Linked DNA regions of Homo sapiens: region 1 is linked to region 2. Evidence: chromatin loops called from intact Hi-C (ENCODE). Cell type or tissue: ovary. All regions are shown on one strand. Each heading gives the region's core, and the rest is flanking DNA. Links, peaks and the distances in the headings are about the cores only. Region 1 overlaps LOC107986023 (a long non-coding RNA gene). Region 2 holds the start of LOC105374106 (a long non-coding RNA gene).

The links. A loop is a pair of places that touch in the nucleus more often than their neighbours do. Peaks named below come from ENCODE experiments on the same cell type or tissue, not always from the same donor. Only the 100,000 strongest peaks of a DNase experiment are listed, where the experiment ranks them.
Region 1: a loop joins it to region 2, with 3 times the contacts of the local background. A loop is called at or near these places in 16 of 110 quality-filtered maps.

The regions. Positions count from the first base shown.
Region 1 is chr3:130,875,633-130,891,515 of GRCh38, reverse strand. All of the region lies in intron 1 of LOC107986023 (a long non-coding RNA gene), which reads left to right. It also overlaps a transcript of ATP2C1 not described here. Among named protein-coding and RNA genes, the nearest start is that of ATP2C1, 11 kb to the left of the region's middle. In ovary, for the core only: no CTCF peak of the experiment used is centred there; no DNase peak of the experiment used is centred there.
Region 2 is chr3:130,268,572-130,284,454 of GRCh38, reverse strand. LOC105374106 (a long non-coding RNA gene) reads left to right here and starts at 7,752. Exons shown (of 2, transcript XR_924479.3): 1 at 7,752-7,839; 2 at 8,480-9,022. It also overlaps the pseudogene COL6A4P2. In ovary, for the core only: a CTCF peak has its summit at 8,088; no DNase peak of the experiment used is centred there; H3K27ac peaks cover 994 bases.

The sequences.
Region 1 (15,883 bases), core at 3,138-11,137, 610 kb before region 2:
TAACCTACAAAATTAAATGCATCTGATGCAAAAAGTGGTCACGTGCAAGAAAGGGAAATTTGTCAGGCTTTTCCGCTTGGGGGAAATATTACAAATGGGAAAGATTGAAGAAGAATGGTCATGACATTCTAATTTTCTTTATACTGTGCTTTATTCCACAAAGGGTGTGCGGTATCTTGTTTTTAATATCAAATTTGATAGCTGCATTTTTATAAACCTGGATGGTACAAGAATATGTGGTTCTTTAGGGATTTAAAAATTAAAACTTGGAAAAAATTATTTTAAAATCTTTCCTCAATTAATTAATGTCTTCTTTTAAAGGCTGTTTTAATGTTGTTTAAAGTACCAGAGGTTAATAGTTAAGAAATTTCACCTAGCTGCTAGAAAAGAAATTGTAATTTTATTTTAAGTTGAACATTTTATTTATTTACTTACTAACTTAAGAGACAGAGTCTCTGTCGCTGAGGCTGGAGTGCAATGATGCCATCATAGCACACTGCAGTCTTGAACTCCTAGGCTCAAGAGATCCTCTTGCCTCGGCCTACCAATGTGCTTGGGATTAGAGGCATGAACCACCATGCCTGGCAAAGTTGGACACGTTAAAAACATATAAAGATGCATCACTTTATTTTTATAAGCTAACCTACTCCAACAGAACAACAGAAGTATTTTTCTTCTTATAAGATAAAGGACATGCTAAATGTCAAGTTTAGAAAACTATAGTTTTATTGCCAAGAGTGTTGTACGAAATCAGTTCCTAACAAACATCTACCAGAATTGCTATAAATCTGCCTAGTTCCATGTTTTGGCAGTGCTGGAAGATTAAAAGTTGGAAGCAAGAATAAAAATTGAAGGACTCATATGAGCTACTTGTGTTTGGTTGGTTTTAATAGCACCCAGATCCAGATCCCCAAGTACTCTACAAATATTTTATCACTCACAAAATTCCATAGCCTCTTTCACACTTGCTAGCATTTTAAACATGAAATATTTGATGAAACTGAGATGAAATGAGAGAACTTATACTCTTAATTTTTATTGTTAAAGAAGTTTATTTCAAGTATGACATAGTCTCTCCATTCATTGGCTCAGATTCTGAGCCAGTGGTAATATTTGGGATCTTATATACTACCAGTCTTCTGGATTAGACATGAGTGTCGATGGGATGCATGTGAAAATAAGAAAGAGGTAAGAGCAAAGTGAGTGTGAGTCCCATGACCCAAGAGTACCATGACCAATGAACTTCATCATTTCCATGGAAAACAGACATACAATATTCCAAATTATATAAACTACAGGATTTGTTTTGAGATACAAAGGTATCCATTTAAATGATAATATTCCACCTAGTTTCCAAACTAGCATAATTCACCTCTGGCCCCAAAACATTTGACAGCAGTAAATATGTAATAAAGACCTATTAAATAAATGGATAGCCTGAAAAATGTTTATCATAAATATTTTTTGTTGAATGAATAACAATCTACTTGTTTCCTATGATCAAACTAAAATCCAAGCTCCTACTTTCCTGTAAAACCAAGAGGACTTAAGGGATTTTTAAGAAGTTTAAGGGTTTCTGGTGCATCTCACACCTGTAATCCCAACATTTTGGGAGGCTGAGGCAGGAAAATTGTGTGAGCCCAGGAGTTCAAGACCAGGCTTGACCACATAGTGAGATCCTGTCTTTACAGAAAATAAAAGCATTAGCTGGGTGCAGTGGCACACACCTGTGGTCCCTGATACTCAGGCAGCTGGGGTGGGAAGATTGCTTAAGCCCAGGAGGTCAAAGCTGCAGTGAGCTGTAATCATGCCACTGCACTCCAGCCTGGGGGACAGAGCAAGAAACTGTCTCAAAAAAAAAAAAAAAAAAAAAAAAAGTTTAAAGAATAAACCTACATCTCCAAAAACCACAAAGGGGTTAACTAGGACAACATTATCTGAATGGGAATAAGTCCTAATTGTTGTAAGAAATGCTCGATATTGAGCACTGCCCAGAGCAGATAAAATTGCACACCCAGATTTTGAGCCCAGGTAACCATTTGAAATTAAAAGATAACAGTGTTGAGGTGCTTGTTTCCATGCATTTGAGAAATTTTAGCTGAGCCTGTGCTTTTGATTTTGATGGCATGAATATTAATGCCTGACAAAAAGCATTGTACACTAGGTCCTCGAATAAGGTCATTTTGTTCAACATCATTTCATTAAATGATGAGAAAAAAACATCAATTACTGGTAGGGCCACTGTATTGAGTTTGCACATTCTCCCTGTGTCTACATGGGTTTTCTCCAGGTATTCTGGTTTCCTCTCATATCCCAAAGTTGTGCATGTTAGGTTAATTGGCGTGTCTAAATTGTCCCAGTGTGAGTGAGTGTGTGTACATGTGTACCCTGCAATAGAATGGCATCCTGTCCAGGGTTGATTCCTCCCTTGAGTGCTGAGCCGCTGGATAGGCTCCAGCCACCTACAACCCGGAACTGGAATAATTGGGTAAATAATTACCTTATTTGTTTTATTAATCTTTCTTAAATGTATGTATAACTCACATTTATTTCAGTGTTTAATATTCGAAGTGTTTTGGAGAGCAGAGCAAGATGGCGGAATAGAAGCCTGTACCATTGATAACCCCCGACAGGAACAACACATTTTAACAAATATCTGCATACTGGAAAGTTTAACAACTAACTGCATACCATCACAAGAACCAAAAATCAGAGCAATCGGAGTACCTGGTTTTATATTCATATCACTGAAAGAATCATTGAAGAGAGTAGGAGAGACAGTCTTGAATCACAGACACCACCCCTTCCCCATAACCTAGCAGCAGCCCTGCTACACAGAGAGTATATGCACTTGGGGGAGGGAGAGTGCAGTGGCTAGTGGTCTTTCTATTGAACTCAGTGCTGCCATGTCACAGTGGAGAGCAAAGCCATGCTGGGCTCAGCCAGCACTCATGCATGAAGGGAACATTTGGACCAGACCTAGCCAGAGGGGAATGGACCATCCCAATTGTCAGAACTTGAGTTTTTTGGCAAGCCTCACCACCATAGGCCAAAGTGCTCTGGGGTTCTAGGTAAACTTGAAAGTCTGTCTAGGACACAGGGATTGCAGTTCTTAGGCAACTTCTAGTGCTGGGCTGGGATGGGCTTAGAGCCACTGGACTAGGGTGGTACATGACCTGGGGAGACACTAGCCAGGGAATCTAAGGGAGTGCTTGTGCCATCCTTCCCCCAACCCCAGGCAGCACAGCTTGAAGCAACAAAAGTGACTCCTCTGCGTATGAAGAGGAGAGCAAAGAAGACTTTGTTTTGCATCTTGCATACCAGCTCAGTCACAGTAGGATATGGCACTGGGCAGTCATGAGGCCCCCATGCTAGACCCTAACTCATAGATGACACGTCTAGACACACCATGGGCCAAAAGGTAAACCGCTGCCTCGAAGGGAAGGATCCACACCTGGCAGGATTCATCACCTGTGAATAAAGAGCCTTTGGGTACTAAATAATCAGCCGCAATACCCAGGTAGTGCATCATGGCATGGGCCTTGGGTGAGACTCTGAGACGTGTCTTCAAGTGAGACCCAGAACATTGCCAGCTGTGGTGGCTATGGTGAGAGACTCCTCTTGCTAGAGAAAAGCAGAGGGGAAAGTAAAGAGGACTTAGTTTTGCACTTTAGATACCAGCTCAGTCAGAGTGGGTTAGACCAACAAGTGGGCTCGTGAAGTCCCCAATCCCAGGCCTAACCTCTTGGATGGCATTTCATGACCTTCCCTGGGCCAGAGGGAAGCCCAGTGCCCTGAAGGGTATGTCCAAGCCTGGCAGCATTCACCACAAGCTGACTGAAGATCCTTTGAACTTTAAGTGAATACCAATGGTGGTGTAGAAAACCACCCATGGCCCAGTGATAGTGGTTGCCACAGGGAGAGGCTCCTCTGCCTGTGGAAAGGGGAGGGAAGAGCAGGAAGGACTTTGTATTGTGGTTTAAGTGCCAGCTTAGCTACAGTAGAATAAAACGTCAGGTAGACATACAAGGATTTTTGACTGCAGTCCCTAGCTCCCATACACCATCTCTGGACCCACCCGGGGCTGTGGGGAACTCACTGCCCTGAAGGGAAAGACACCAACCTGGCTGGCTTCACCACCTGCTAATGGTAGAGCCCTAGGGACTTGAGTGAACATGGGTGGTACCCAGGTAGTGGTTACAGAAAGCCATGGGCAAGACCTAGTGCTGTGCTGGCTTCAGGTCTGACCCAGCACAGTCCCAGTAGTGAGGGCCAGGGGGGTAGTATGTCACTCTACCTGCAGCCCTAGGCAGCTCAGCACAGAGAGACTTCATTTGTTTGGGAAAAAGTAAGGGTAAAGAACAAGAGTCTCTGCCTCATAATACAGAGAATTCTTCAGGGTTTTATCCAAGACCACCAAGGCAGTACCTCTACAAGTCTACAAGAACCACAACCTTACTAGGCTTGAGGTGCCCCCTCACGCAGCTATGGCTTAGACCACAATACCCTAGTTCTTTCAAATACCTGAAAAACCTTCCCAAGGAGGATGGGCACAAACAAGTCCAGACTGTGAAGACTACAATAAATACCTAACATTTCAATGCTTAGACACCAATAAACATCAAGACCATCCAGGAAAACATGACCTCACTAAATGAACTAAATAAGACACCAGGGATCAATCCAGGAGAAACAGAGATATGTGACCTTTCAGACAGAGAATTCAAAATAGCTCTTTTTAGAAAACTCAAAGAAATTCAAGATAACAGAAAAGAAATTCAGAATTTTATCAGATAAATTTAACAAACAAATTGAAATAGTTAAAAAGAAGCAAAACTTCTAGAGTTGAAAAATGCAACTGGAATACTAAAGAATGCATCAGAGTCTCTTAATAGCAGAATTGATCAAGCAGAAAAAATAAATAGTGAACATGTAGAAAGGCTATTTGAAAATACATGGTCAGAGAAGACAAAAGAAATAAGGATAAAAAAGAATGAAGCATGGCTATAAGATCTAGAAAATAGCCTTAAAAGGGCAATAACTCTTAAATTATTGGCTTTAAAGAGGACGTAGAGAAAAAGATGGGGATGGAAAGTTTATTCAAAGGGATGATACCAGAAAACTTCCTAAGCCTGGAGAAAGATATCAACACTCAAGTACTAAAAGACTGTAGAACACCAAGCAGATTTAACCCAAAGACTACCCCCAAGGTATTTAATATATCAGACTCCCAAAAGTCAAGGGTAAAGAAAGGATCCTAAAAGCAGCAAGAGAAAGGAAACAAATAAAATAAAATGGAGCTCCCAAATGTCTGGCAGCAGACTTTTCAGTGGCAATCTTACAGGCCGAGAGAGTGGTGTGACATATTTAAAGTGCTAAAGGAAAAAAATAAAATTTATTGTAGAATAGTATATCTGGTGAAAATATCCTTCAAGCATGAAGAACAAAGACCTTCCCAGACAAACAAAAGCTGAGGGATTTCATCAATGCTAGATTTGTCCTAAAATAAATGTTAAACAGAGTTCTTCAACCTGAAAGACAAAGATGTTAATGAGCAATAAGAAATCATCTATATGAATATTTACAACAAACCCTCATGACGTGTTTATCTATGTAACAAACCTTCACGTGTACCCCCAAATCTAATATAAAAATTAAAATACATATATATGTACAAACTCGCTGGTAATAGTAAGCACATAGAAAATCAGAGAATATTATAACTGATTGCAAAAACAAACTGTAATTGTGGCATGTAGAGTACTCAAGTAGAAAGTCTAAATGGTGAACCAACCAAAAATGATAACGACAACTTTTCAAGACATAGTACAATGAAACAAAGAGAAACAAGACGTTAAAAAGCAGGGGGACAAAGTTAAAGTGTAGAGTTTCTATTAGTTTTCTTTTTTTTAATGTGTTTTTGTTTATGCAATCAGTTTTAAGTTGTCTTAAGTTTAAAATAATGGGTTATAAGATAGTATTTGCAAGCCTCATCTTGAAAAACGTACAATAGACACGAAAACTATAAGAAGCAAGAAATTAAATCATACCACCAGAGAAAATCACCTTCACTAAGAGGAAGACAGAAGGAAGGAAAGAAGGAAGAGAAGACCACAAAACAACTAGAAAACACATAACAAAATAGTAAGAGAAAGTCTCTACTTATCAATAATAACATTAAGTGCAAATGGACTAAACTGTCCAACCAAAAGACACAGAGTGGCTGAATAGATTAAAAAACAAGACCCAGTGATCTATCACCTATAAGAAACACACTTCACCGGCTGTGCGTGGTGGCTCCTGCCTGTAATCCCAGCACTTTGGGAGGCAGAGGCGGGTGGATCACCTGAGGTCAGAAGTTTGAGACCAGCCTGGCCAACATGGTGAAACCCCGTCTCTACTAAAAATACAAAAATTAGCTGGGCGTTGTCGCAGGTGCCTGTAATCCCAGCTACTCCAGAGGCTGAGGCAGGAGAATCGCTTGAACCCAGGAGGCGGAGGTTGCAATGAGCCAAAATCGCGCCATTGTACTCCAGCCTGGGCGACAAGAGCAAGACTCCGTCTTAAAAAAAAAAAAAAAAAAAAGAAAGAAAAGAAAGAAAAGAAACACACTTCACCTATTAAGATACACATAGGCTGAAAATAAAAGGATGGAAAAAGATATTCCAAGCCAATGGAAGCCAAAAAAGAGCAGGAGTAGCTATGCTTATATCAGACAAAATAGTTTTCTTGACAAAAACTATAAGAAGAGACAAAGAAGGTCATCATATAATGATAAAGAGGTCAATTCAGCAAGAGGATATAACAATTATAAATATGTATGTACCTAACACTGGAGCACCCAGATATATAAAGCTAATTTTATTAGAGCTAAAGAGAGAGATAGACCTCAATACAAAATAGCTGGGGACTTAAACACTCCATTTTCAGCATTGGACAGACCTCCTAGACAGAAAATCAACAAACATCAAATTTAATCTGCACTGTAGACCAAGTGGACCTAATAGATATTTACAGAACATTTCATCCAATGGCTGCAGATTACACATTCTTCTACTCAACACATGGAGTAGTCTCAGGGACAGACCATATGTTAGGTCACAAAAGAAGTCTTAAACGTTCCCCAAAAATGAAATAATATCAAGCATCTTCTCTGACCACAATGGAATAAAACTAGAAATTAATAACGAGGAATTTTGAAAACTATACAGATACGTGGAAATTCAACAATATGCTCCTGAATGACCAGTGGGTCAATGAAGAAATTAAGAAGGAGAACGGGCACAGTGGCTCACGCCTGTAATCTCAGCACTTTGGGAGGCCGAGGTGGGCAGATCACCTGAGGTCAGGAGTTGGAGACCAGCCTGGCCAATGTCGTGAAACCCCCTCTCTACTAAAAGTACAAAAATTAGCCAGGCATGGTGGCCAGAGCCTGTAATCCAGCTACTCGGGAGGCTGAGGTGGGAGAATTACTTGAACCCGAGAGGCGGAGGTTGCAGTGAGATGAGATGACACCACTGCAGTCCAGCCTGGGTGACAGAGAAAGACTCTATCAAAAAAAAAAAAAAAAGAAGAAAAGAAAAAGAAAGAAAGAAAGAAAAGAAATTAAGAAAGAAATTGAAAAATTTCTTGAAACAAATGCTAATGGAAACACAACATACCAAAACATATCAGATACATTGAAAGAGGGAAGTTTATAGCTATAACTACTAAGAGGGAAGTTTAAGCTCTAAGTACCTACATCAGAAAGAAGAAAGAGGGTTGGGTGCGGCAGCTCACATGAGTGATCCCGGCACTTTGGGAGGCCAGGGTGGGCAGATCACTTGAGGTTAGGTCAGGAGTTTGAGACCAGCCTGGACAACATGGCGAAACCCTGTCTCTACTAAAGAGACAAAAGTTAGCTGGGCGTCGTGGCAGGTGCCTACAATCCCAGCTATTTGGGAGGCTGAGGCAGAAGAATTGCATGAGCCTGGGAGGCAGATGTTGCAGTGAGCTAGGCTGCACTCCAGCCTAGGTGACAGAGCAAAACTCTGTGGAGAAAAAAAAAAAAGAAGGAGAAGAAAGACTTCAAATAAATATCCTAATGATACATCTTTAAAAAAATTAGAAAAGCAATAGCACATCAAACTCAAAATTAGTAGGAAAAAAGAAGTAATAAAGATCAGAGCAGAAATAAGTTTGAAATGAAGAAAACAATAAAAATGTCAATGAAACAAAAAGTTAGTCTTTTGAAAAGATGAACAAAACTGACAAACCATTAGCCAGACTAACAAAGAAAAAAAAGGAAAAGACCCAAATAAATAAAATCAGAGATGAAAATAGAAACATTGCAACTGATACTACAGAAATTCAAAGGATCATTAGTGGCTAGTATCATCAACCATATGCTAATAAATTGGAAAATTTAGAAGAAATGGGTAAATTCCTAGACACATAACAACCTACCAAGATTGAACCATGAAGAAATCCAAAGCCTGAACAGTAACAAGTAACAAGATTGAAGCCATAATAAAAAGTCTTCCAGCAAAGAAAAGCTTGGGACCTGATGGCTTCACTGCTGAATTCTACCAAACATTTAAAGGTGAACTAATACCAATGCTACTCAAACTATTACAAAAAATAGAGGAGGAGGGAATACTTCCAAACTCATTCTACGAGGCAAGTGTTACCCTGATACAAAGAACAAAGACACATCAAAAAAAAATCTACAGGCTGGTGTCTCTGATAAATATTAATGCAAAAATCCTCAATGAAATACTAGCAAACCAAATTCAACAATACATTAAAGACATCATTCATCATGACCAAGTGAGCTTATCCTTGGGATGCAAGGATGGTTCAACACATGCAAATCAATTAATGTGATATGTCATAGCAACAGAATGAAGGACAAAAACCATATGATCACTTCAATTGATGCTGAAAAACCACTTGATAAAATTTAACATCTGTTCATGATTAAAACCCTTTAAAAACTAGGTAGAGAAGGAACATATCTCAACATAATAAAAGTTGTGCTGGGCATGGTGGCTCACGTCTGTAATCCCAGCACTTTGGGATGCCAAGACAAGCAGATCACTTGAGGTCAGGAGTTTGAGATCAGCCTGGCCAACATGGTGAAACCTCATCTCTACTAAAAATATAAAAAATTAGCCAGGTGTGGTGGTGCATGCCTGTAATCCCAGTTACTTGGGATTACAAGAGGCAAGAGAATCACTTCAACCCAGGAGGTGGAGGTTGTAGTGATCCAAGGTCGCGCCACTGCATTCCAGCCTGGGCAACAGAGTGAGAAAAAAAAAAAAAGAAGAAAGAAAAAAGTATATGACAGACACACAGCTAGTATTACCCTGAATGGGGAAAAACTTAGAGTCATTATTTTAAGACTGGAACATGAAAAGGATGCCCACTTTTTCACCACTATTATTCAACATAGTACTGGAAGTCCTAACTAGAGCAATTAGGCAAGAGAAATGTTCTTTAACATCTAAATTGTAAAAGAAGAAGTTTCATTATTTTTATTTGCAGATGATATGACTATATATTGGAAAAACCTAAAGACTCCACCAAAAACTATTAGAACTGGTAAATAAAGTCAATAAAGTTGCAGGACACAAAATCAACATACAAAAATCAGTAGCATTTCTATATGCCAACAGAGTACAATATGAAAAAGAGGTAAAAATAATCCCACATGTAATAGCCACAAATAAAATTAAATCCCTAGAAATTAACTTAACCAAAGAAGTGAAACATCTCTATGATGAAAACTGTAAAACACTGATGAAAGCAATTGAAGAGGATGCAAAACAATGTAAACATATTCTATATTCATGGAATGCAAGAATTAATATTTTTAAATGTCCATGCTACCCAAAGCAATCTACTGATTGAATGCAATCTCTACCAAAATGCCAATGACTTTCCTCAAAGAAATAGAAGTAATAACATGGAAAACATGGAGAAACGTCATCTCTACAAAAAACTTAAAAACTAGCTGGGCATGGTGGTGTGCACCTGTGGTCCCAGCAACTTGGGAGGCTGAGGTGGGAGGACTGCTTGAGCCCAGGAGGACAAGGCTGTGGTGAGCCATGTTCACACCACTGCGCTCCAGCCTGGATGAGAGAGAGACAAAGGAGGGGAAGGGGGAGGGGGAGGAGGAGGAGGAGGAGAAGAAGAAGAAGAAAAAGAAAAGGAGGTCTTAAAATAGGTGAGTAAGTTAAATTGCCACTGGCCAATATCTTCCACCAACTTTGAAAGCTTTGCTGACGGGTTGGTTGTTTTAAATTAAAACTGTGGGAAAAATTCTGTGTCATATCTGCAGGCCTCTAGCTGTGTTTGCATTAATAGCCTAGGCCTCCTCCCTCCATTTAAATGCTGTATCAATTTCATATCAGAAACATTTTCAGTCTCTCTTTATCCTGCTGCACACTGGGATGTGGGAGTGCTTTGGGAAAGGTAGCATTTCCTCATACCTCCAAAATAGTACATTTTGCACTTAAAAGTTTTCTATCCCAGTAACTGCTGGAAGTCAGATATTTTCTGCAAAGCTTTCTTCTGTGTCTGAACTTGTCCCCTGTCCTTCCAGGCCCCCTGCAGAAATCATCTCTCTCCACTGTGCTTCCTATTGTGCAAATAAATGAGGAAAAAGGCACAAAATGCCATTATGATAATAAATTGGAGAGTGAGATAAACAGCCCCAAGGCTTTATGAGGATCCTGCAGTTTAGCCCAGGACAATCATCCAAACAGACCACTAGTCCCACTGAGCATACTATGGGAGATACAGAACCCATATCAATGAGATGGTTTTTGAAATAGATAATGAAAAAGGGGAAATTACAATTTGGCAATATAGTTTATGAGATAAATGATAGAGAAGGGTAATTACAAATTGGCAGGAAAGAGTTTTTGCAACACAAGCAAATTGTTAATCCTTTAGCTTAGAAAATTTATTGCTACAATCAAAGATCAGGTGGAAAATTGGATTAGAAGCATTTACAGTATGCCTTTGGACAACCTTATTTTTCTTCCTTGATTATAGAAGGTAATGCTTTTGTAGCCTGTATCATATTTTAAGTTTTTAATAGTTCTAAATGTCCAATATTTAGGCGAATTGGAAAAATGAGGATTTGGAGGGGTAAAACTTCCTATGAGTGGGAACAGGTAAGCTGAGGTGAAAATTTGGGGCTTGAACTGACCCAATCAAGCTCCCAATTCAAACATCTGAATGCAAAACTATTTTCTGCAAAACTACTACATCAACTACTAGAAATATTGGTATTTTAAATGAGCAGTGTCCCAGTGTAGAATATTTAACAGGAGGCTTACAAACTAAAAATGACACCAGGCCCTTTGAGGTGAGTAAAGGGAACTCTGTAATTTTCCAAATGATAATTATAGTATATCTTTTAATGAATGTCATAAGTAATCCTCAAACATCCATTCCCAGCCACCATGAACACCTTTGCACTCCTCCTAGGTACCTGCTGCCACCACCACACCAAATAGGGGTTAAAGGACCAGACCACATGAGGGTTCACTATCACTTCTGCCAGCAACCCAGCCCATTCCAGCGATGAGGTCATCATGCACCCATGTGCTGCCCAGGGGCCCAAGGATCATCTCACCTGGCATCCCCATCCAGCACAGCTTTCCCACAGACAACTGCAATCTAAGCCACTGAGGAACTTGCAGACACCACTGATGTTGATGACAGCCAAAGAAATTATACAGAGACTGTACTATCGCACCCACCCAGAATGAAAGCCAAAGCACTCTACCCAACTTACATTATGAATACATCTATAGGAAAAAGTCTTTTTCTATGAAAGATACTGTATAAAATTGGAAGAAAACAACGGTTACACCAGATGCACAGATATTAACATAGAGAAACAAAATAACATGAAAAAGCAAGGAAATATAACAGCACCAAAAAACAACGGTAATTCTTCAGTAGCAGAATACCAAAAAAGGAAATGCATGAAATGCTTGAAAAGAAATTCAAAATAATTATCTTCAGAAAACTCAGTGAAATGCAAACAAATACAGATAAACAATACAATAAAATCAAGAAAACAATTCAGGATCTGAATGAAAAATTCAACAGAGGTACATTTCATTAAAAAAAGAGAAAAAAACAGAAATATCAGCCAGGCATGGTGATTCACACCTGTAATCCCAGCACTTTGGGAGGCTGAGGCAGGTGGATCACGAGGTCAGGAGTTCAAGACTAGCCTGGCCAACATGGAGAAACGCTGCCTCTATTAAAAAATAAAAATACAAAAATTAGCTGTGCATGGTGGCATGTGCCTGTAATCCCAGCTACTCAGGAGGCTGAGGAAGGAGAATTGCTTGAACTGGGACCCAGGAGGCAGAGGTAGCAGTAAGCCAAGATTGTGCCATTGCATCCAGCCTGGGCAACAGAGTGAGACTCTGTCAAAAAATATATATATATTAAAACTGAAGAACCCAATGTATGAAATAAACAATACTTATATAGTTTCAAATAGCTAGAAAGTGTATGTTGAATGGTCCCAACAGAAAGAAATGTAATTTAATAAAATAATAGCTGAAAAATTCCCAAATTTTAGGAGTGATATAGACATCCAGATACTGGAAGCTCAAAGATCTCCAAATAAATTCAACACAAAAAGGTTCTATTTGAAATGCATTATAGTTACATTGCCAAAAGTTGAAGAAAGAATTCTGAAAACAGCAAGAGATAAGCATCAAGTCATATCTAAAGGAATCCCCATCAGAATAATAGCATATTTCTCAGCAGAAACCTTATAGGCCAGGAGAGAATGGGATAATATATTCAAAGTGCTGAAAGAAAGAAATTGTCAGGCAAGAATACTATACCCAGCAAAGCTAACTTTCAGAAATGAAGGAGAAATAAAGTATTTTCCAGAAACCAAAAACAGGAAACTCATCAATACCCCTCCAAAAAATGCTTAAGAAAGTCCCACATTTGGAAGCTAAAGGACAATGTCATATTTACCATCAAGAAAACACACAATAGTGTAAAATTCACTGGTAGAACAGATACAAAAATAAGACAGAAAAAGGAACTAAACATTATCACTACAGAAAATCATTAAACTGCAAAGAAAAACAAAAAGAAACAAAGGGTACACAAAACATTCCGAAAACAATTAACAAAATGACAGAAGTAAATTCTCATTTATTAATAGCAACCTTAGGGCTAAACATTTTATGATTTTTTTATTATACTTTAAGTTCTAGGGTACATGTGCAAAACCTGCAGGTTTGTTACATATGTATACATGTGCCATCTTGGTGTGCTGCACCCATTAACTCGTCATTTACATTAAGTATATCTCCTAATGCTATCCCTCCCCCCTCCCCCCACCCCACGACAGGCCCCAGTGTGTGATGTTCCCCACTCTGTGTCCAAGTGTTCTCATTGTTCAATTCCCACCCATGAGTGAGAACATGCAGTGTTTGGTTTTGTGTCCTTGTGATAGTTTGCTCAGAATGATGGTGTCCAGCTTCATCCATGTCCCTACAAAGGACATGAGCTCATCCTTTTTTATGGCTACATAATATTCCATGGTGTATATGTGCCACATTTTCTTAATCCAGTCTATCACTGTTGGACATTTGGGTTGGTTCCAAGTCTTTGCTATTGTGAATAGTGCCGCAATAAACATACACGTGCATGTGTCTTTACAGCAGCATGATTTATAATCCTTTGGATATATACCCAGTAATGGGATGGCTAGGTCAAATGATATTTCTAGTTCTAGATCCCTGAGGAATCGCCACACTGACTTCCACAATGGTTGAACTAGTTTACAGTCCCACCAACAGTGTAAAAGTGTTCCTGTTTCTCCACATCCTCTCCAGCACCTGTTGTTTCCTAACTTTTTAATGATCCCGTTCTAACTGGTGTGAGATGGTATCTCATTGTGGTTTTGATTTGCATTTCTCTGATGTCCAGTGATGATGAGCATTTTTTCATGGGTCTGTCGGCTGCATAAATGTCTTCTTTTGAGAAGTGTCTGTTCATATCCTTTGCCCACTCTTTGATGGGGTTGTTTGATTTTTTCTTGTAAATTTGTTTAAGTCCTTGGTAGATTCTGGATATTAGCCCTTTGTCAGATGGGTAGATTGTAAAAATTTTCTCCCATTCTGTAGGTTGCCTGTTCACTCTGATGGTAGTTTCTTTTAAACATTTTAAATCCCCCCAATTGAAAGATAAAGACTGGCTGAATGAATAAGCAAAAACAAAACCCAACTTTATGCTGCCTACAAGAAACTCTTGTCACCTTTAAAAACAGACAAAGACTGTGAGTGAAGGAATGGAAAAATGTATTCCACACAAATGAAAACCAAAAGTATATAGGAGTAGCTATACTTATATCAGACAAAATAGATTAGGCAAGAGAAATAAATAAACAGCATCCAAATTCAAAAACAGGAAGTCAAATTGTCCCTGTTTGCAGATAACATGATCTTATATACAGAAAAACCTAAATACTCCACCAAAGTACTTTTAGAACGAATAAACAAATTCAGTAAACTTGTAGGAAACAAAATCAACATACAAAAATCAGTAGCATTTCTGTATGCCAATAACAACAACAATAAAAAGAAATCAAGAAAGCAATTCCATTTATACTAGCTACAAAAAACCCCTAGTAATAAATTTAACCAAGGAGGTGAAAGACCTCTACAATGAAAACTATAAAATGCTGATGAAACAAATAGTAGAGGACACAAAAACAATGGAAAGACATCCTATGCTCATGAATTGAAAGAATTAGTATTGTTAAAATGACCATATTACTCAAGCTACAGATTCAATGCATTTCCAATTAAAATACCAACGACATTCTTCATAGAAATAGAAAAAACAGTCTTAAAATTCATGTGGAAACACAAAAGATCCTGAGGAACCAAAGCAATCCTAAGCAAAAAGAACAAACCTGGATGCATCACTGTATCTGGCTTCAAAATACACTACAAAATTTTAGTGACCAAAACAGCAAGATAAAAACAGAAACAAGGACAAATAGAACAGAATAGAGGACCTAGAAATGAATCCAACTATTTACAGCCAACTAATTTTCAGAAAAGAAGACAAGAACATACACTAGTGAAAGAACATCCTTTTCAATAAATGGTGTTGGGAAAACTGGATATTCATATTAAAGAAGAATTAAATTAGACCCCTAACTCTCAGCATATATAAAAATGAACCCAATATGGATTAAATAATTAAATGTAAGACACAAAGCCCTAAAACTACTAGAAGAAAACAGGGAAAATGCTTCTGGACATTGGTCTAGGAAAAAATTTTATGGGTAAGACTTCAAGAGTACAGGGAACAAAAATAAAAATAGACAAGTGGTACTATATCAAACTAAAAGCCTCTGCACAACAAAGAGTATCATCAACAAAATGAAGAGACAACCTGTAGAATGGAAATAAATATTTGCAAACTATTTACCTGACAAAATATCCAGGATATACAAGGAACTGAAAAAAACCAACAGCTCAAAAAATAACTCCAAAAAAAACTCAAATATTTTGATTTAAAAATGGGCAAATGATCTAAAGACACTTCTCAAAGCAAATGGCCAACAAGTACATAAAAAAAAAAAACACTCGACATCACTAATCATCAGAGAAATGCAAATCAAAACCACGATGAGATATCACCTCACACTTGTTAGAATGACTATTGTCAAAAAGACAAAAACTAACAAATGCCAGTGAGGATACAGAAGAAGGGAAACTCATACAGTATTAGTGTGATTGTAAATTTGTACAGCCGTTATGGAAAACAGTATGGAGGTTCCTCAAAAAACTAAAAATAGAACTATCATGTGATTCAGCACTACCGGGTACCTATC
Region 2 (15,883 bases), core at 3,145-11,144:
ATCTGGGCTGAAAAACTGAAACTGACCCACAGAGAGAAAGAGAATTAAACATAGAAATATAGAGTTTAGTCAGTATTTGAGTTTCTCGTTCCAGAAGCACAACTGTATACATTTCCTAAGAAGGATGCACGAGCCAACAAATTTTTATTGCCCTAACTGTTTTGAGTTTCACTTCTGTCACTTCCAAAAGAATCTTGACTAAAGCACAGGGGAGGAAGGGCCTTTCTACAATTGAGCAAGGGATTTAAAGGAGGAGCTTTGAATGCCTACGTATCAGTTAGGGTACTGTTGGGTTGCTGTTTCCAGAAAACTTGATAAACAATGGCCCAAACAAGTAATTTGTCTTACATGACAAGAAGTCTGGGACAGGCAGACCAAGGCAGGTAGATTGAAAGTCTATGCCCTCAAGACTCTAGACTCTTTCCATCTTTCTGCCATCCTTAGTGAAGCTTCCTGGATCTCCAGGCTCGTGTCTATATTGTAGGTTAAAAAACAGGCAAGAAAATGGAAATACAGCACCAGCAGTCTCCCACCTGCTTTTCATTAGCCATAACTCAGTCACAAGGCCCCCGTAGCTACAAGGGAGTCTGGGAAATTCAGCTTTCAGCTTTCTAAACTTTATAGTGGAGTAGGGTTGGGATGGTTAAAACCCAAGGAGACAAGGTGGTGGCAGTGAGTAAAAGAGTCAGTAAGAAAGGAAGACAAAGCCCGAGAAACAGAGTTTGTTCTGTTTGTCAGCCATCCCATCAGCCGAAAGATCCTCCTCCCACAGCCAACTTTGAAGATTCCTGGAATAGAATGTGGATCGGAGGGCGCTCTTGCTGTTAAGGCAAGTGATAGTTGCAAATATAATTCATGTAATTTTATTACTTTAAAGATATATATATATAGACAGAGAGACAGAGTACTATATGTATATAGAGTACTACAGTATATATTTTATATAATATACACATATGTTAAACCATGTCTAAATACTAATGACAAACTGTAAAAAATATCAGTAGCACATACGACAGATAATTTTCTTTATTTGCAAAGAGATCCTAAAATCAGTAAGAAAAAGATAACCAACTCAGTAGAAAATTTGACTTAAAAGATATAAATATAAAGTTTATAGAAAAAGAAGCCAAAATAACACCCCCCAAAGCTAAAAAGTTGATTACAATACTCATAATAAAAGAACTATAATAAAAACAGGCTTGCCAAGACTTCTTCCTCCTCAGTGCACTTTCTTCTCTCGGCGCTTCCAGGAAGGACATCACAATATCTTGATTTTCCTCCTAGTGCTCTGGTCCCTTTGTCTTGGTCTCTTTCCCTGGTTTCTCCTCTTTTCCCTGGCTTCTCCTCTAAATGCTAGAGTGCTCCAGGAATCAGTCCTCTGTCCTCTTCTCTTTTCTCTCTGCATTCGTTCACTTGGGAATCTTATCCAATCTCAGAACTTTAAATAGTATCTATAGTCTAATGACTTTAAAATACATATTTCCAGCCCCAGCCTTTTTCTAAGTTCCAGACTCACATATCCAGCTGCTTACTCAACATCCCCAGCCGCATGTCCAATTGCTGTCTCAAGCTCAACATTTCCAAAGCTGATCTCTTGGTCTTTAACAACTCGTCAAACCTGCTCCACTCACGACTGTCCCACATTTCAGTTGACAGCATCTTCATCCTTTAAGCTGATTGTGCTAAAAGCCTTTCTGGCATCGTTGACTCTTGTTTTTCTTTCATATCCCACATTCAATCTGTCAATATTGGCTCTAAGTTCAAAATATATCTAAAATATCACCATTTCTTACCCATGATATCCAAGCCATCATTATCCCTTGCATCTTAATTCATCTCCCCACTGCCACCTTTGCAGGCCTATATTCTATTGACAACACTACAGCAGAGTAATACTTTTAAAACATGAATCAAATGATCTCACTCCTCTATCAAAACCCTGCAATGGACTTTACTCAAAATAAAATCTGGAGAACTTTTTAAAATGTAGTTTTAAAACATATCTGCAAACTTTGGGATACTCCTCACACTTCAAGGTAGAGCTGAATCTCCCTCACCTTGCTTAGGGACCAGCCTCAGCGACCAGTGACTCATTTCTAATGACTAGAATGGGATGGAAGTGACGGGGCATGACTTCAAAAGCTGGCTCTGTCTCTCTCTAGAGGCTCATGGAATTCAACTACCATATTGTGAGGAAACCCAGACCACATGGAAAGTTTACATATAGGTGGTCTGGCCACAGCCCCAGCTGAAGTCCCAACCAACATCAACCACCAGACATGTGAGGAAGCCTTAGGGATGATACCAGCCCCAGCCTTCAAGCTATACTCACGGATGCTGAGGAAAGTAGAGATATACTTTCCCACTGAGCTGTGCCCAAATCACAGATTAGTGAACAAAGTGTTTTCATTGAGTTAAGCCATAAAGTTTGGAATAATTTGTTACATAGCAATAGATAACTTAAACATAATCCTTTATAAGGCCATATGCAATATGATTCTCCTCCTCAATTCCTCTTTAACTTCATTTCTTTGACTCACTTTTTCATACCGCTTCATGCATACTGGCATCATCATTGCTGTTCCTCAAACAAACCAGGTACATTTCCACCTTGCAGCTTTTTTCTTTTTCTTTTTTTTTTTTTTTTTTTTTTTTGAGATGGACTCTCACTCTTGTTGCCCAGGCTGGAGTGCAATGATACATTCTTGGCTCACTGCAACATCTGCCTCCCAGGTTCAAGCAATTCTCCTGTCTCAGCCTCCTGGGTAGCTGGGATTACAGGTGCCCACCACTATGGCCAGCTAACTTTTGTACTTTTAGTAGAGACAGGGTTTCACCATGTTGGCCAGGCTGGTCTCGAACTCCTGACCTCGTGATCTGCCCACCTCGACCTCCTAAAGTGCTGGGTTTACAGGCGTGAGCCACCATGCCTGGCCACAGCCTTTCTTTGTGTTAGCTGTTGCCTCTGCTTGGAATGACCTTGTCCCTGATATCTACATAGCCTTTCAAGGACAAGCTTTTCCTTTGCCTCCTTCAAATCTTTGCTCAAGTGTCAGCCCCTCATTGGCAAGCCCTGGCCATCTTCTTAATACTTGCCCAAACCTCCCCGCTGGCACTCCAGGTACCCTTACCTTGCTAAACTTTCATTTTTATTTCATAGTGCTTTCACCTTATAACACACTGGATAATTTACTTATTTACTGTGGTACTATCTCTAAGATCCCCAGCTGTGCTCTTAATATGTAAACTCCATGAGGGCAGGGTTTGTTTTTTTTTATTACTGTTACTCTTCACTGCCATTTCCTGAGCTACTAGAAGAGTTCTTAGCACATAGTAGGTGCTTAGTAAATATATATTGACAGAATAGCTATATATCACTTCTTACATCTACACTTATAAGTTTCTCTTTAAGCCCCTGTACAGTTTTGAATCAAAACAAAATTATGTCCAAAGGACCACGGGATTAAAATGAGACCAACATTCTGAGAGCACTTTTCAGTTTTCCCTGAGGAAAATGATTAAGAAGGCAAGACCAGGAACCAGTCTGGAATTTTCTTTTCCTGACAGAAGGAATTCTGACAAAATTGCTACATTCTGAATAATGAAAAAATATGCTTTTAAAATGTGTCCACTCATAGATGCATAATGAAGAGCCCCCTGCCCCTTCCAAAAAAAGGAGATTCACTCAGGCTGACACATATCTTAAAAGAATATGTTTTATTTTCCTGAATCAGGGGTAATACGAGGGTGACATCAGCTCACTTGTCCTGGATTTGTGTTTCTGAGGAATTTCTGGATTACTATGATGCATGAAACATAAATCAACAGCATAAAATATAAATATACACGTTGATTAATACATACAAAGTGAACTCCTGTGAAAATACAACTTCGACAGAAGAATAGAACATTCTTATCATTCGTGTTTTCCTTCCTGGTCCTAGCCACCTCCCTCCACAAGAGGATTACAGACTGGAGTCCCCAGAAAACAGTCTCTGAAACAGAGACGAGCATGTAGGACATTTATATGGGAGTGTCTTTAAAATCAACACCTGTGGAATGAAGAAAAGAGCAAAATTAGGCAGCGAGAGAAGTTGGGCTGTGGTACAGTCCAGTGGAAGGCCTCAGTCAACCCCATAAGCAGCTGTGGGATGGCCTGCAGAGTTATCCCAAGTTGTTGGGCTGGGATTTTATAACTCAGTGTTGACCAGTCACTGGATGCATCTGCCCATGGAAGGTAAATTTCTCTTCCTCTGAGGAAATCCTCAATGAGGGCTGACCTCTGAGAGTCACCTTCCAGCAGCACTCACAGCAGCTGAAGAACAAATTCTTCATTCCTGAAGCGGGATGTAGGCAACACATCACGGCGTCTACCATGTTTCTGTCCTCACTTCAACTGTGACCACATATTTGGATTTTTTTTTCTAGTTTTACCACATAAAGGATAACAATATAATTTTAATTTTGCCTTATTTTGGAGCTTAGATAAATGAAATCCTACTGTATGCATACTTCTGTGTCTTTCTCAAATATATGCTTTTAAGATTTAGTCAATGTGGCTTAATCTTAATTCAATTTCATTCATTCATTTTCATTGTTGTACACCTTATTTTAATGTACTACAGCATATTCACACATTTCACTCTTTTTTTTTTTTTCCATTTTTTGAGACAAGGTCTCACTCTGTCACCCAGGCTAGAATGCAGTGCACAATCTCAGCACACTGCAACCTCCACCTCCCAGGTTCAAGTGATTCTCTTGCCTCAGCCTCCCAAGTAGCAGGGATTACAGGCACCCGCCAACATGCCCGGCTAAGTTTTGTATTTTTAGTAGAGATGGGGTTTCACCATATTGTCAAGGCTGGTCCAAACTCCTGACCACAAGTGATCTGCCCACCTTGGCCTCCCAAAGTGCTGGGATTACAGGCATGAGCCACCACACCCAGCCTACATATTTCACTCTTAATGAACACGTGGGTTGTTTACAACTTGGGTTTTTTTTTTAAAAATGCTGCTGTGAACATTATTCATGAATGTGGTTTTATCTTGGTCATCAAGCAAATGAGTTTTCAGGGAATATGCTTACAAGTAAAATTGCTGGTTCATAGTATTTAAATTTTTAATTTTACTAGAAAACGCCAAAACATTTTATAATATTTGCTTCCAAAAGCCATGTTTGAGAGTTCCCATTTCTCTATACCTGTATCTCTGGGGACAGGCCTGGAAATGCTTCAGTAACAACCCCCTAATTTTGGTGGATTACAAAAACAAAGGTTTCTTTCTCAATCATATTTTGTGTCCATCATGGTCAGCTGTTGAATGATCACCGCAGGCTCTAGGCTGATGGAGAAGACTCTTTCTGTAACATTGCTGTTCTCTTAGAATGTTTTACTTTTCTAGATATGTATTCATATTGTGTATGAATAGAAACTATATTATGTCTTCCTTTCCAATTATTCTGCTTCTAAATGCTTTTTCTAATCTAATTTCATTGGTGTTTTAAGTATTTTGAGGCTATATTATTACATGAATACATATATACAATTTTTATTTTTTTTTATCATTAGGAATTGATCCTAGGCCAGCCAACTGACCAACAGACTGGTAGCTGACTAGACACATGAGCAAGCCCAGTCACAACTTTTTGAAATTAATAATTACCCCAAAACTTAGTGTTTTAAAACAACAGCCATTTATTTAGCTCAGTATTCTGTGGGTCATAAGTTTGGGTTGGGTTCAGCTGGGTGGTTCTCCTGTCCTCTGCTGGGCTTGCATCTTTTAGCTTCCTAAGAGATTAGCTAAAGAAGGAATGCTTTTGTTTGCAGAACTTAGAGAGACGATAAAGGGGCAAGTAATGTTTCTCTCCTCTCCAGTCTCCTCAGACAGAAAAGACCAAAGCCCAGAAAAATAGAGTATCTTCTATGAAGTCACCAGGAAAGCTGCGGAGGGAACCAGATGCTGAATTCACATGCCCCAGTCTTGGTATTTCCCATAACACCGTAATCCCAACATTGACTCTCCAGCTGTATTACAAATATACCTTTGAGATTATTCAAAAGTTAAACGAAGAATCCACCATGAGATCACAAGAGGTCAGAAATTAAAGGAAGAACCATAAATAGTACACAGTCAGCATGATCTCCACTCAGGAGAGCTTGGGGAAAATCCCTGTATGCATTTATACATTTTGATACATGGCTGGGAACCAAGTTCTGAGCCTACCAATCGCAAACCCTCCACTTTTCTAGGATCAGTGAAATCCACTACATGTTTAAAAGTGCAAAGCAGTCAATTCACGTAATGATTAAAACCCTTAAACTTTGCAGAGCGAACCAAGCAGATGCCAAATCAGTTCAAAACACATTTTAATTCTAATTTTAGGCTACCAATTGAATCATGGTGTAAGATTTGATGCCACTTGAACTTTCTGGGTCTCAATTCTTTCATCAGATAAATTAATATCCCCAAAGCAGTGCAAGGTTATAATTAATGAAATAACAGATCCAAGGAGGAATTTAAAAACACATGAACCTTTTTACAATTGACTGATGGAGGCAGATGCCCTGGTGTCTGAAACAAATGCAGAACAAAAATAAATGCAGAATTACTAAGCAAAAAGTTGTTCTAGAGCAAGAGATATAGAAGGCAACCAACTGTTGGGGTGGCTGTGGGGCATTTCTAACAGTCTGAAAACTGGCAGGGAGTTTAAATATCAGAACTAAAGGGAGAAGTGTCAGGCCCTGTCCTGGGGAGGGGATTCCAAGATGAAGAGGCTCATGGCCTAATAAGGAGACTAATTGGCAAATGGTGTAAAATGGAGGGAAAAGGGCAAAAAGATAAGGGTATACAAGGCAGCCTATAGGAGCTACTGATTAATTCTTTCTTGAAAGGGGGCAATGGGAGATGTTTTCCTGAGAGGCAATGAGAGCTGAGCTGGGTTTTGGCACAGATAATGGATATGGTACATAATAGATGCCTATTAAATATTTGTAAATAAATTAAATAAAGGCATTTCCCACAAAAGTATCACCAAGGGCAACAGCATAGGTGAATGGAATATGGCGTTTCCAGGAAATGGTATTGCTCAAATGAAAAGTTGGAGGGTCAGAACAACCGCCACCATAGGTGAGGCTAGAGATGAATGCAAAGGCTAGATCTCTGAGAACTTGCACAAATGATTTTCGTTGTGTCCTGTTGGATTTTGGAAGCTAGGGAAATTTGAAAACAATGCAAAAAGACATTCCAGGTAAAGGAACTATGATGAGTGTGGTTTGTGCTCTGCAGTTCCTGCTTCAAGGAAGAACTTGTTGCCCCACCTGCTAGGAGTGCTGTGAGCAGAAAGGCTTCAGCTGGTCGACTTTAGAGCCTGCCACAGTTTCAGAGCTGCCACGTCCACAGGTATGCCCTTCTGGGTGATGGAGGCAGGGGATACAGACCCAGCCAAGTTAGCCCACACTGGGGTAACTCACACAAGCCCACTTAGGTCCAGAGATCCCTGTGGGGTTGGCCGAGGCTGCCATCACAACTGACCTGCACTGCAGTTCAACTTCTCTTTCAGTCCACTCCTACTTCCACCCAGGCCAGAACCACAGGGGTGGGGTGGGGTAGGGTGGGGTGGGGTGGGGGTGGGGGTGGGGGCAGCAGATGGAAGAGCAGGGAATCTGAGGCAGAAATCAAGCCCATCCTCCCACCCCTGTGGCTCTGACTTTCAGAATTCTTTGGTGGCAGCTAACGGTTTGGAACAAATGCAGTATAGCTCAAGGAGCCCTGGTCTCGGGATAAAAAGGAGTTCAAGGCCAGTTTCTGTTACGGGTCTGAGCCAAGCCACATCACTTCTGTAAGATAGTTTATCCCAAAAAGGGGATGAACAATGCCAACATCCCAGATTTAGTGGTGGGGCTGGGCAAATACATGACATAACATGGGAAAGTGCTTTATAAACTGTGTATACAGTAAGAGTGGGTATGAATATTGAAACAATAGACAGTTGTTTCTGCCCTTGGCTATATTGTTGCTACCTCGGAATTTATGGAGTGTAAGGTTTATGTTGAGAGTCAGAGGACCTCCGTGAAAGGGTTATACCGCCACCTAGTAAACACAGGGAGAACTGCAGTTGGATCTCATGAATGTTCCAAGGATGTGTAAACTTTAAAATCCTAAGCTCCTACGGGCTGAATGGACTCTCTCTTGGCAAAGGGAACCCCAGAAATACCTTAAAACTGTATTCCCAGCCATGACGGGATGGAAAGTCAGACATGCCTGGTTATACCTCCTCCTTTTAGAGTTTAGACACAACTGACCAGCATTAATGTTAAAATAGGGATCATAAGACTGACAGAGGAGACTTTTCATGGCAATAAGATACCAAATTATAAACAGGACCTAAGACCATACCAGGCAAAGGGTTAAGTCACACACTCCTGCACTTAAAGAATCAACTATGTTCTAACTGCCACAAGGTTTCTCTTTTTCTCCAGCAGCTAAACAAGCACTGGCCTCCAGATAAACAGTATTAAAACAATTACAACTCATCCAGCTCACAGATGCTGATTCACTGAACCCCTGTTCCACCGACCAGAAACAGCTTTGACTGGACAAGAGGCTGAATTCAGTAACTTTCTCCTGATGAGAAGACCACCAGCCATGGACTGGTTCTTGCTGGTTTACAGAGACTGCACACCTGTGTACCTTCATGTCCTGAAAAGATCTTTTGACATAGGGGCTAGGTATAATACATTTCATCTATTCATTTCAAAATGAACATCGGTCATAAGTTACATGTATGTTTATCTAACATGCCTGTGTCAGGACCACTTTCTTGAATACTCAGCTCCTCCTGTAACTTGTTGAACATGTATGTTTAGCCAACCTTTTCAGCATAAAACTCCTACCCCAACCCCTCCTCCTTCCAAACGCCTGTCTCTGGTCTTGGCTAGAGGCAGGCTTCCCAGCCTGTGGGACAACCACCTTGCAGGCTGTAACCTTTTATAAGAATTAAAGCCTCTTCTCTTCTAAATTTATAAATTATGTTTTTTCTTAAGTTAACAAGTGGGGACAATCAACACACTTGAATGTTTCTTCCCAATGATCTTCTTATTATTGAAACTTTGCCTTGGTGTTCCCAACTCCTGGACATAGGAAGGGAAGAATGGGAATAAGAAATAGAAAATAAATCACAGTTCAAATCAAATACCATCCTCAGGATAGATCACTTTGGCCATTTTATGCTCAGGCAGCTGAAGTTATGCCTAAAACAGAGAAATGCATATACCCATTCATATGATGAGCAGCTCTGTGGCAGGATGGAGCATCTGCCATTTAATTCCCGTCAAAAAATCAGTTGCTTGTACTGTGTTAAGGAAGAAAAAGAAGATAGTATATTCATTCATTAGAAAAAGCCTGGATTATATCAAAACGGTTACCTTTGGGAGAAAAGATTATAGGTGATCTTTATTTTTTCCATGTGCATTTCTGTGTCTTATAGATTTGCTACCATGAACACAGTCATCCTTTTGTGATCATATTAAAATGATTGTTATAAAAATAGAATTTAAAATGTGCTTCTTTGAACATTTTGTATAAAGCTGATTCCATCCCACCTGCTATGTCACCAGACTGTGTGGAGAAACACACAGATTATAGCAGTCACACTTACAGAACCAGGAACTTACCAGAGAGCAACTCCATCCTGTGTCCCTGGGGGAAAACCAGCTGCTTGTGATCAGTTATGGACTGAATGTTTGTGTTTCCCCAGAATTCATATGGTCGCCTAATGTGGCTATAGTTGTATTTAGGGCCTTAGGAGGTAATTAAAGTTAAATGAGGTCATACGAATGGTCCCTAGTCCAATAAGAGTGGTGTGCTTATAAGAAGAGACACCAGAGGCAGGTGCAGTGGCTCATGCCTATAGTCCTAGCTACTCAGGAGACTGAGGCAGGAAGATCATTTAAGCCTAAGACATTGAGGCTAGCCAAGGCAATATTGGTATAGTGAGGCCCGTCTCAAATGAAAATAAAAAAAAAAAAAAAAAAAGGCACCAGAGAGCTTGGGTCTTTTCTCTCTTGCTGTCTTTATGAGCATGCACTGAGGAAAGGCATGTGAGGACCCAACGGGAAGGTAGTCATTTGCAAGCCAGGAAGAGTGCCCTCTGTGCTGCGATCTTGAACTTCTAGCCTCCAGAACTGTCAGAAATAAATTTCTGTGGTTTAAGCCCGTGGTATTTTGCTATGTCAGCCCCAGCTGACTAATGCATGATCTTACAAAGACCCCAAGCCGTGCATCCTCAGTGCCCCCACAGATCTCCTCCACACAGTTCCCAATTCTGTCTGGAAGCCAGGCCCATGGTTAGAGGCCCAGAGAATCAAGCCATGAGGCAGAGGAAAATCTCACAAAAAACACGATTTTCCTTAATATCTTTGCTGCAAAATGTTTCATCCATGGTGAACGTAAAGCTTTCATTTCACTTTTCATTAATAATGTCAGCCTTAATTGTTGAGTCACCATGTTTTGAAGGACAGAGGCCACTATAATGGGTGCCAAAGGGTTGGTCTCATGGAAAAATCACGGCTGTCTCTTCATCAACCACAATGTCACAAAGTATAGCACAGATTGCAGTGAGCAAGGATCACACACAGTCTCATGCCAAATGATTTAATAAAGAATGCCTTTATTTATCTACATTAAGTAGTAAGTATGAAGTTCGTTCACATTAGATGTCCCTTCTTCCATGCCCTCTCTTTGACTAATATTTCCCTATTCTCTGGTGGTGAAAAAAACAAACCAAGTTTCGATTCATTTCTGAATTAGGTTTTTCTCACTGCTTACACTGATTTTTATTTTGCTACATAGCACCCCCAAATTTTAAAATAATATTATAAGTTCAAGTTTATTTTTCATTCCGTTCTAATTCATTTAAATATCTTTCAGTTACTTTTTTAACTATTAGAATTCAGTCCTCAAGTCACAAATCATCTGGCCCAAGTCCTTGTTGGCGTGAAAACATTCAGACGTTTAGGAATCTGATGTCCAAGGTGTTGGAATGGGCTGTCACTTCTGAGCTGTGAGGTCCTGCCTCAGCCCTGGTAATCTCCATTTCATCAGCATTAAAAGCTCTGCCTTTAACAGTAACAGGGCTCTGCTTGTACTGTTACTGTATTGGGACACACCAAGCCTCACATTCTTCCTTGGTTTCAAACCGGTTGGCATTGCCGCCACAGCTGCCACACCAGAACTGCTGGCAAACCCGTTCCTCCTTGTTGTAATGCCACTTCAGGGTGTGATCCTGACACTCGCCTTCCATTGGATCCATGGAACAAGGACCTGCAACAAAATAAATACAGAGCTGAATTTCCTGCATGAGCATGACAGAAAAAGAGCAATGGTTTGGAGTCACAGACCTGGGAATGAATCTCAGCCTCACCACCAACTAGTTCTGTGACCTTAAGCAAGTAATTTAACCCCTCAGAGCCTCAATTTCCTCAGCTATAAAAGCAATATTTTTAAAAAACTTCTATATCACAAGTATGTTATAAAGTGTCATATAACATATGTGAAATGTGCAACATAGTTATAGCTATGACTTTGCACAGTACCTGGAAGACATGCCACAGATAATGTACACATGAGGGAATAAGTGAATGAATATTAATAAATCTTTCTGATACTGAGCACTCCTCACTTGTGTATTATACTGCTTTCCCTCCTTTTGCAAACCATCCCAATCCCTTGTCTCCAGTCTTCTAATGACCTAAGGAAATCTAGCTTATTTATTATTTATAGTACCCTGGCTCTTGCCTGAGAAATTAAGACATCTATTAAAGGAAAAACATGATGTTCCTGAACAATTAAAAACAGCATTGGAAATCAACACATTACAACAAAGCAAGATCTGAGACTCCCTGAATTTTACATGAGGCAATGATTTTCCCAGGTATATAACCCTCCCCACCTCAACTTCTAGGGAGAACAGATTTCCTTGGGTATCCTTTGTATCACACAGAAGTATTTCTGATCCAGGTTGGCCCTGAAGCACAGAATGCTGCCATCCTCCCCACAGTTCCTCCTAGGCCTTCCATGTACCCTTAAATAAAGAGGATACTATCTTCAAAAACACAAGCCTTAAAATTCATGCTTTGTTTCTGTGAAACTATCTGCTAACCTCCCAATAGTATAATCGGCACAGACTAGTTTTCTAGGAGAGGTGACCAGATGTACTGTACCCACAGGGATGAGATATGCTCTTAGTACGGTAAGAAATTGATCATGGAAATAGTCCTATGCTTTGAGTAGTCATATTTGAATTTGCTCACTGCATGACCCCTACTCTGGAGGATATAAGATAACAAGCAGTACAGGCCCAGGAGAAGTAAGAGAAATACTTATTCAAAAACCTGTTGTTGTCAACAGAAAAACACTCCAATGGTGAACTCTTTGCTGTACTCTCTAGAGCCAACAAATAGACTCGGGTTAGTTATCAGCCGGCACCAACCTCTGCCGTTACAACTGATTCTGAACTGACAAACCAAGAATTCATTCAAATATATCCATCACTTTTCCTAGGGACACTCTGTCATCTTTAGAACCTCCACCCTTGCTTTGGGTCTGAGAGACAATCAAACAGGGACTGCTCTTCCTAAATTAGACTTCTAGAGTAGCACTTTCTATAACGATGAAATGTTTAAAATAACGGAAAATCTGTGCTGTCCAATACAGTAGCCACCACTCCCATGTGGCTGTTGAGCATTTGAAATGTGGCTAGTGCAATCAAGGAACTGAAATTTTAATGTTATTTAATTTTGAATTATTTACATTTAAATGTAAATAGCCAATGTGGCTAGCAGTTATTACATTGGTCATTACGGCTATAGGTGAAAGAGTCCTTCATGCTTTATGCTAATTATCTCTAAATTATCATTGTAGCTTAACACTCAGAATACCACTAGTCTTAATTTTTCTTTTACCAGTATGTTAAGGCATTGAGGGCCAACAAATTTTTACCCAAGCAATTATCGCTAGCCCCCAGTCTTATATTTGGCTTTATTTTTTACCATGAATATTAACCTTTGCCTTCTTGGAAGAACTATGCGGTGGCAGTAACAATTTTACTCACAGTAGTTCTTGGAATCCAGGAGTAAAGAAAGGTAAAGGTGAAGAAAAAGAAAAGAGTTGGCAGGTATAAAGAGCAGCTACAATGAAATTATAATTTTGCTCCAGCTTATTCTATTCCCTGGCATATATGTCTTATAGCCCTACTTGGAGGGGAAAACCAAAAAATTGGTCTGTGTGCTTTGGATATAACACTGAACTTGAAAATGTACCAAGATCAGCCTGGCACCTGCGAAGAGAGATAACTCATTTAATTCTTTACAGGTAGGCGCAATGAAAGGTAGCAGGCACTATGGCAGAATTTGTCTTAAGATTCAGGAGCACCAAGGAGGCTGTGAAAATTTAAAACTACCTGGGGGCATAGAAAAAAACTCTAAGGAGAGGTGAAACTTGAGCTGAGTAGTAAAAGATGAGTAGATATAGCCCACGTGGACACTGTGGAGGAAATATAGACAGTCAGGTGAGGGTAAGCAATGGTACAGAGATCTGGAATAAACTGCGGGGCATAAAGGCCACGAAAGGCATATGCAGGGAAGTGGCAGCCAGTAAAGCCCCAGAGGACCAAAGCAGGGGTCTAATTGTAAAGGCCCATGTGCCTTCCACAGGCACCTGAACATTATCTTATAAACAATGAGGAACCATAGAAGAGGAGAAGGGACACAACCATATTTGTGTTTTAGAAATGTCAATCAGCTGTTTAGAATGGAACTGGAAGGAGGACAAATTGGAAGAAAGCAGACCAGTTAGACAGCAGGAGGCAAGGGAGAAGAGGTCAACTAGAATAATATTGGGCAATCAGGCATTTTTTGAAAGAAGACATCCAAGCAGCCAACAAATGTGAAAAAATATTCAACATCAATAATCATCAGAGAAATGCAAATGAAAACCACAACGAGATAGCATTTAGAGTAGTCAGAATGACTATTACTAAAAAGTCAAAAAACAACAGATGTTGGTGAGAACGTGGAGAAAGGGAACGCTACTGGTGGGAATGTAAATTAGTACAATCACTATGGAAAACAGTATGAAGAGTTCTCAGAGAACTAAAAATAGAACTGCTCTTCAATCCAGCATCTCCACTTCTGAGTATCTGCCCAAAGGAGAAGAAATTATTATATCAAAACGACACCTACACCCGTATGCTCATAGGAGCACTATTCACAATAGCAAAGTCATGGAATCAACCTAAATGCTTATCAACGAATTAATTTGATTAAAAACGTGGTATATATACCATGGAATACTACTCATCCATAAAAAAGAATGAAATCATGTCTTTTGCAGCAACATGGATAGAATTGGAGGATATTATCCTAAGTGAAATGATACAGAAATAGAAAGTCAAAAACTGCATGTTCTCACTTATATGTAGGAGCTAAACAATTGGTATATGTGGACATACAGAGTGGAATAAGACATTGGAGACTCCAAATGGTGGGAGGGCTGGGGCAGGGGCAGGGGCAGGGGTGTGTAGGATGAGATACTATCTTTTGGGTACAATGTACACTATTTGGGTAATGAGTACTCTAATAGGCCAGACTTCACCAATATGCAATACATCCACATGTACTTGCACTCCTAAATCTAATTAATTAATTTTTTAAAAATAATACTGAGTTTTGGCTTTCTATTCCTGGGCCACTGGTGGTTCATACCAATAAAGATAGTTGGTAAAGGAAGAGAAGGAGATTTGAATGGGAAAGACAATGAGTTGGGTTTGTTGAACTAAGCTGGCTTGATGTGACTGCAGGGAAATCCAGTGGAACGATCTGGAGGGTAATTGAATACACTATGCTATAGCACAGGAGAGAGTTAAAGTGGAAGATATGGATTTGAGAGTCACCAGCACAGAGGGGATAGTCGATGTTGTGGGGGCGGGGGGGAAAGCATACCTAAGTAGTGTGGTGTGTGCAGAGTGTTTGGAGGACTGAAGAAAGAATCTTGGGGAAGGGTGTAGCAGATTCATCATGACATTAATAAAGCCTAGGCTTCACAGCAAATCATTTGCATAAGGCTCTTCTAAATGAATATTCACTTTTCACTTAATTTTAATAATTTTTTAAAATCTTTTTCTTAAAGAGGGCCCCCAAATTGTATAAATTCCATAAAACCTGAATCCCCCTGTGAAGGTGGATCTGGGAAGAAGAGCCCACAAAAACGGACTGGCCAGAATAGAAGAACAAGAGGAGAATGTTGTCTCCAAAGCTGTGAGAAGAGAGGGTTTAAAGAGGAAGGTAGTGGCCAACAGTGGCCAGATCCCAAGAAGCACAAGTCAACAAGGTCTGGAAGAGCCCTTTGGTCTTTCTTGACGATTCAGAATAAGAGAAGGGCCAGTTCTTTTCTCCAACTGGAGGGCAGGAAGAGAGGCTTGCAGAAATACAGAAAGTTACAGGAGGTTGTGCTCGGTCACCTTTATTTCTTTTGAAAAGAATAAAAAAAGAGGGAGGCATATCTGCTAGAGGAAGAGGCATGGAGGAAGGACCTTGAGGAGGTGGTGAGGGTTTCGAATGACCTTGGAATGAAAACTGAAAGGAAACTGGCCAGCCAGAGCCACGTAACAACAGAGCGGCTGAGAAGTATCAGGGACCTTCAAACCTCAGTTTTTGTCTGTGAATGGGATTGGATTAGTTGACTAGGAAACTCTCCCCCATCCTTTCCACCTTGATTTTATGAGAAAGAATGCCTTAAAGCAGTAGTTCTCACTCTTGGTTGTTCAGTGGAATCACCGGGTAAGTCCTACACCCAGAGATTCTGACTGATTTGGGCTGAGGTCAATG